Linked DNA regions of Homo sapiens: region 1 is linked to region 2. A link is a contact called in ENCODE Hi-C or POLR2A ChIA-PET data. All regions are on one chromosome and are shown on one strand. The core of a region is the stretch at or near the end of the contact, and the rest is flanking DNA. Distances in the headings are between cores, read along the strand shown. Region 1 overlaps LOC105376787 (a long non-coding RNA gene). Region 2 overlaps ARMC9 (armadillo repeat containing 9).

Region 1 (3,067 bases), core at 205-2,704, 220 kb before region 2:
ATGGCGTGAACCCGGGAGGCAGAGCTTGCAGTGAGCCGAGATCGCGCCACTGCACTCCAGCCTGGGCGACAGAGTGAGACTTTATCTCAAAAAAATAAAAAATAAATAAATAAACGAATAAAAAATTAAAAAAATAAAAATTAACTGGATGTAGTGGTGCGCACCTGTAGCCCCAGCTACTTGGGAGGCTGAGGCAGGAGAATTGCTTGAAGCTGGGAGGTGGAGGTTGCAGTGAGCCAAGATTGTGCCATTGCACTCTAGCCTGGGCAACAAAGTGAGACTCTGTTTCAAAACAACAACAACAAAAACAAACAAACAAAAACTGGGTACTAGTTATTAGCTTGGCCTAGCCAAGTTGGCATGTAAAACTAACATCTCAGTAAAATATATAAAACATAAAATCAAAATCCTTATTATATGATCAACTCCTGCAATCTTTGAGCCAGCCTGAGGCTCTCTGGTGTTGTTGCTCTGAGCAACCCTGTATGTGAGTGTTGGGAACATTAACATTGACCAACTGTCTTTGGGTTGAAGATGAGGGCGTTTGACGGAGGCTGAACAGGGCTGAATTTGTGAAAGAATAAAATTCCGGGCATTCATTTCCCAATCTCTGCCTGGAGGCCAGTGGCGGAGGCCGTGTTGAGCCCATAGCTCTCCTCTCTGCCTTTTGACTCTTGGCCTGTGCTTAGGGTGGCGGTCAGTGAGTTCACAGCCAAAATGACAGGGGCCTCGCTGGGCAGAGGACGCCTCATTGCACTGGTCCCTGTGCCTCCTTTCCCCTTGTTATGGGCTGAGCTACATCACCCCCAAATTCCTGTGTTGAAGTGTTAACCTTCAGTACCTTGGAATATGACTGTATTGGGAGATAGGGCCTGAAAAGAGGTAATTACGGTAAAATAAGTTTACAGGGGTGGGCCTTAGTGCAATATGGCTCACGTCCTTATGAGAAGAGATTAGGACACAGATATGTGTGTGCACAGAAAGACCCTAAGAAGACCCGGGAGAGAGAAGATGGTCGCCTGCAAGCCAAGGAGAGAGGCCTCCGGAGAAACCAAATCTACCGATATCTTGATCTTGGACTTCAGTCTCTAGAACTAGGAGAAGATAAATGTCTGTTGTTTATCCACCCAGCCTGTGATATTTTGTTGTGGCAGCCCTGGCAAATGAATACACCTCTTCTGTGAGGGGCCAGAAGGGTGTTCCTGGTTCCCTAATTTCAAGTCTTGGCTGTGCAATCTTTGCCTTCTCTTAATCGGAGAGTTGAAGATCACAGTCAAGGAGTCTGACCCTTCCCACAGACTCTGCTGAACTCTGCCCCACACCCTTCCGTAAACTCATTTGTCTCAGTCTTGGTGGTTTGTGTGGTCAGATACAGCCCAGCCACAGGAAGAGGCAAAATAAGCTTCAGGGGAAGTGAACACGTCCCACACAGCTTGCCTCTGGGGTAAGGGGCAGTGACAGGGCCTGACTGTTTAACGGTCCCTGCTACTGTTCCCAGGCCTGAAAATGTGTGTCAGCCTGTGTGCAAATCACATCAGGTGGATGCCTGATGGCTGAGGACAGCTCTGTGGCTGTTCTTGACTTTGCTCCACGCCTTGGGCAGTCAGCCAGGGGGACAGCACTCCTGGCCAGTTTCCCTACAGACAGGGCTCAGGGTCAGCTCTACCCCAAGGGGTTTCTTGATTTCCAGCCCAACAAGGGGGATTGCTGTGGCTTGGGTTTCTTCAAAAGGAAGACCTGGAAGCATGAACTTGATGAAATCGTTTATTTGATACGTAAGCCCAGAAAGCATGGTGAGGGGGTGGAGGAAGAGAGATAACGAAGAGAAGAAAGAAAATGAAGTGTGCATTCTGGCTGGGCCCGGTGGCTCACGCCTGTAATCCCCGCACTTTGGGAGGCCGAGGTGGGCGGATCACGAGGTCAGGAGATCCAGACCACCCTGGCTAACACAGTGAAACCTCATCTCTACTAAAAATACAAAAAAAAAAAAAAAAAAAAAATTGCAGTGGCCGGGAGCGGTGGCTTACGCCTGTAATCCCAGCACTTTGGGAGGCCTCGACGGGCGGATCACGAGGTCAGGAGATCGAGACCATCCTGGCTAACATGGTGAAACCCTGTCTCTACTAAAAATAGAAAAAATTAGACAGGCGTGGTGGTGGGTACTTGTAGTCCCAGCTACTTGGGAGGCTGAGGCAGGAGAATGGCGTGAACCTGGGAGACGGAGCTTGCAGTGAGCCAAGATCACGCCACTGCACTCCAGCCTGGGCGACAGAGCAAGACTCCATCTCAAAAAAAAAAAAAAAATCGCCAGGCATGGTGGTGTGCACCTGTGGTCCCAGCTGCTTGGGAGGCTGAGACAGGAGAATGGCGTGAACCTGGGAGGCGGAGCTTGCAGTGAGCCGAGATCGCGCCACTGCACTCCAGCCTGGGTGACGGAGCGAGACTCCGTGTCAAAAAAAAAACAACAGAAAATGAAGTGTGTATTCATTCCCAGGCCAGTCAGGACTATGGGCAGGCAACACGGTGGGGACCCCCTGAGATACCCTGTGGAACATGGCTTAGAATTGTCCCGCCCAGGGACAAGGAAGCTGTGGTGCATTTGTTACCTATTTTTATTTTTATTTATTATTTATTTTTTGAGACAGGGTCTGGCTCTCTTGCCCAGGCTGGAGTGCAGTGGCGTGATCTCAGCTCACTGTAACCTCTTGCCTCAGCTGCCAGAGTAGCTGGGATTATAGGCATGTGCCACCACACCCTGCTAATTTTTGTATTTTTGGTAGAGACAGGGTTTCACCATGTTGGCCAGGTTGGTCTCAAACTCCTGGCCTCAAGTGATCCACCCGCCTTGGCTTCCCAAAGTGCTGGGATCATAGGCATGAGCCACTGTGCCTGGTGTATTTTTAAAAACAGTTTTATTGATACATAATTCACATACCCATCGAAAGTGTACAGTACAGTGTTGTGTTTGTTGTTGTTGTTTTGTTTTGAGACAGAGTTTCGCTCTTGTTGCCCAGGTTGGAGTGCAGTGGTACGATTTTGGCTCACCACAACCTCCACCTCCCGGGTT
Region 2 (3,098 bases), core at 80-2,579:
ACTGGCCTGAAAACAAAACTAAGGGTGACCACTAAATGCATTTGAAAACTCAGATTCTTACAGATAGAATGCAGAGCAGAATGTGTTCAGGCGGTTTTACACATGACAAGTGAAAGTATCCGGTGTGCTTTCCACTTGAAATAATTATAAGACTTCTATAAGTAGTTTAAATTTGAGACACCTTCTCAGAACGCTGAATTGTAAATCTCACTCTTTGTGAAAATAAGGGAAAAACACTCCACATGGGAGAGCGAGGGTGGACTGAGGTGACCAGGCCAGGCAGCGTGAGGCGCTGACTTCCCCAGTGGAATGGGCCCTGGCCACGTGTGCAGCTTTCCTCCTGAGCACGTGCCCACGACTGCAGATGGAAGCACGTCCGGGATCCTTGAGGGCTCCCCGCGACGCGGAGAAGTCTCCCTCTACATTCATTTCCCCATTCACAAAAATGCAGCCCAGGGTATGACAGTTGGTTTCACAACCAGACCAGTTCATTAAATAAGGATATGACAGAAACCGGAGAACCCAAACAACCTTTACTTCCCTAATTCTCCCAGTCTCTTGCTTTCGCCGCTCAGTTTACTTGCTTAAACTTTTTCTGTACTCTAAGCAAAAACAGCAAGAAATGTGGAGATGATGGCAAAGTCGCCCTAGGAAAAGCAGGGCTTATCGCAATATTTAATACACCCAATAAGAGAAGACCTGGAGGCTCAGTGGGACAGGAAGTGAAAGAGCAGAAAGCTTCCATGAGGTTAGAGGGAGAGGGACCCAGTGCCCCAGCAGTACCACAGACACCGCGCTTCACATGGAGAAGAGGAAGAGGGTAACCGAAATCAGGGCCCCTTCCAAACAGGATCCTAAGAGTGTGCTCAGGACACAACGGGCAAAGGGGAACAAAAGACCTAGGGACCAAGGCAGGGTATGTCCCCGCCCCAACCTGGAGCAAGTGAAGATGGGCTAGTTAAGAAGAAACCACCACTCCAGGACTGGACACACTCCTGACCCAATGAAGGGATTTTCTTACATGCCAGCAGGAATGTCATAAAGACAAAAAAAACTATTATTCAATATAATGTCTATGTTCTGAAATACTGTTTAGATGAATCTTAAAGTTTCACAGAAAAAACCTCAGGAAAAACTCCCAGGCTGCTGCTACCCAAAGTGTGGCCTGGGACCAGCCTCCTCCCACCCCTCCTTTCCCCACTGAGGGTGCTCTACTTCTCTGCCAGCTGCTTTCCATCCCCGCTCCATCCGGGCCAGCCCTGGCCTTGGCTCTCTCTAATTCTGGCCAGGCAGCACATGAGGAACCTCCACTCCAGCAGACTTCGGCTTGCCTCTAGACCAGTCAGGCCAGTCTGTCTCTAGATCGCAAGGGCGGCGTTAAAAACAGCTGACAGGCATTGAGTCTGCCTGGCACTTGACATGGATTGTTTCATTTGATCCTCACAAGCACCTGATGAAAAGGGTATTAATATTCTCGCTTTACAGATGAGAACACTGAGGCTTGGTGAGGTTCACCAGCTTGCCCAAAGCCACACACAGCTGGTAAGTTGTCAGGCAGGACTCAAACACAGGGAGTTAGCTTCTGAACCCTTTCTTGGTGTTCAGATTCTGCCAGTCACTGACTCGACATTCAGCAAGTATTAACCATGCATCTATCATTTTTGTGGGTCTCTGGCAGGTATAGAGAGGCTTCCATGCTTGGCCCCACCTGTTCCCTGTTGCCTTGGACTTGGAATAAGGACAGGAAGAGCATGCTGATCAAATGCACACATGATACAAGACAAGGATGTGATCCAATACCTCAGTGAGCTGTGACCATCAGCTCACCTGCCAATAAGATGCCTACCAGGGATTAAGACAGGTCCCAGCCTTGGCTTTAATGCCACCCCCTGCCACTGCCTTTTCTGGATTAGGCTTATTCTATATAGCTCCAGAAGAAAGACCAGCGAGTGGACACTATACGGAAGAAAAGGAAGGAAAGGACACTATCTTTTTTTTTTTTTTTTGTCCATGAGGGGCCACAGATGAACTTGCTGTTCACATCTCTGTCATGATGATTTATCCCTATTTTTACAGATGAAAAAACAAATATAAATAAAAATATAAAGGTAGACAGGGTCTTAATGAGTGAGGCTTTGAATACTACCGTTAGCAACTTGAGATTGTGCCAAGTGATGGGGAGCAAGAAAGTGTTTTAAAAGGCATCATGTGAATGTGCAAATGGGTCAGCCCTTTGGGGAGCAATTTGGCAGGATTTAGTAAAGATGAGACCCTCATCCCCCTGCATCAGCAATTCAACATCTAGGTGTGAGCTGCAGAGAAGCACTCAAGGGCATATAAGGACACGAGGATGAAGAAGCTCTTTGCTGCACTGTGGAAAACACAGGAAAGGAAGGAGAAACACACAGGGGCTTATTCTGACAATGAAATACTACATACAGCAGCTAAGTGGGTGAACTGGGTATTGGGATGAGTAAACCTCTAACACATAATGTTGAATGAAAAAAGCAAGCCAGTAAACAATTCATATAATACTAGCCACTTATGTAAAATTAAAAACCATAACAGTGTATATTATGAAAGTACAGAATCATCTGTGGAATTAATACACCAACTTCAAGATAGTGGTTAATTCTGGGGAGAGAAGGAGGGGAGGGAGAGGAAGGGATACAGCCACAGCTGTCTGTTATATTATTTTCTGTTCTTTCTGAAAAGTTTAAAATGTTCCCTAATTTAAAAATTAAGTGATCATGTCCCCGTGTGGTCCAAGCTCTGCTTTAAGAAGATGGTCTGGTGGCCACATGCAGGACAAGCTGGGAGGGCCAGAGACCGAAGGCTGGGAAGTTAGTACAGAGAGGGGTGTGAGGCTTAAGCCAGGATGTGGAGCAGAAAGGAAATGAAGGGGAAGATGAAAGTGACTTCCAGAACGATGAGCCACAGTGTGTAGACACCATCTGGAAGATGACAGCAAAGTGTAAGGGAGAGGAAGAGTCCCTGGTCACTTAGCAGTTTAAGGAGCATGGGCGCCTGGGACCGCCAGGTGATTTATGAGCCTCAGGTGTTTGTTATGCCCACATCTGGGTTAGAACCCCTTACTA

The links. Hi-C counts contacts between places; a loop is a spot of excess contacts on that map. ChIA-PET counts read pairs that join two places held with the same protein, here RNA polymerase II (POLR2A). Pooled maps may share reads with other maps.
Region 1: a loop to region 2 is called in a map with no recorded cell type, with 4 times the contacts of the local background. The contact joins two enhancer-like sites. A Hi-C loop is called at or near these places in 1 of 37 single-sample maps with no recorded cell type and 4 of 50 pooled maps. POLR2A ChIA-PET finds 5 or more read pairs at or near these places in 1 of 52 experiments (activated CD4-positive, alpha-beta T cell).

Annotation. Positions count from the first base shown.
Region 1 is chr2:231,544,003-231,547,069 of GRCh38, reverse strand. The region is part of intron 3 of LOC105376787 (a long non-coding RNA gene); the gene reads right to left. Among named protein-coding and RNA genes, the nearest start is that of NMUR1, 15 kb to the right of the region's middle. RefSeq lists an enhancer at 970-1,169 and silencers at 1,178-1,472, 1,270-1,499. Within about 2 kb of position 1,454, at least 20 of the 41 ENCODE cell types and tissues checked have a DNase peak (open chromatin) inside an H3K27ac peak, as active enhancers do.
Region 2 is chr2:231,319,467-231,322,564 of GRCh38, reverse strand. The region is part of intron 19 of ARMC9 (armadillo repeat containing 9); the gene reads right to left. Among named protein-coding and RNA genes, the nearest start is that of MIR4777, 42 kb to the left of the region's middle. Within about 2 kb of position 1,329, at least 13 of the 41 ENCODE cell types and tissues checked have a DNase peak (open chromatin) inside an H3K27ac peak, as active enhancers do.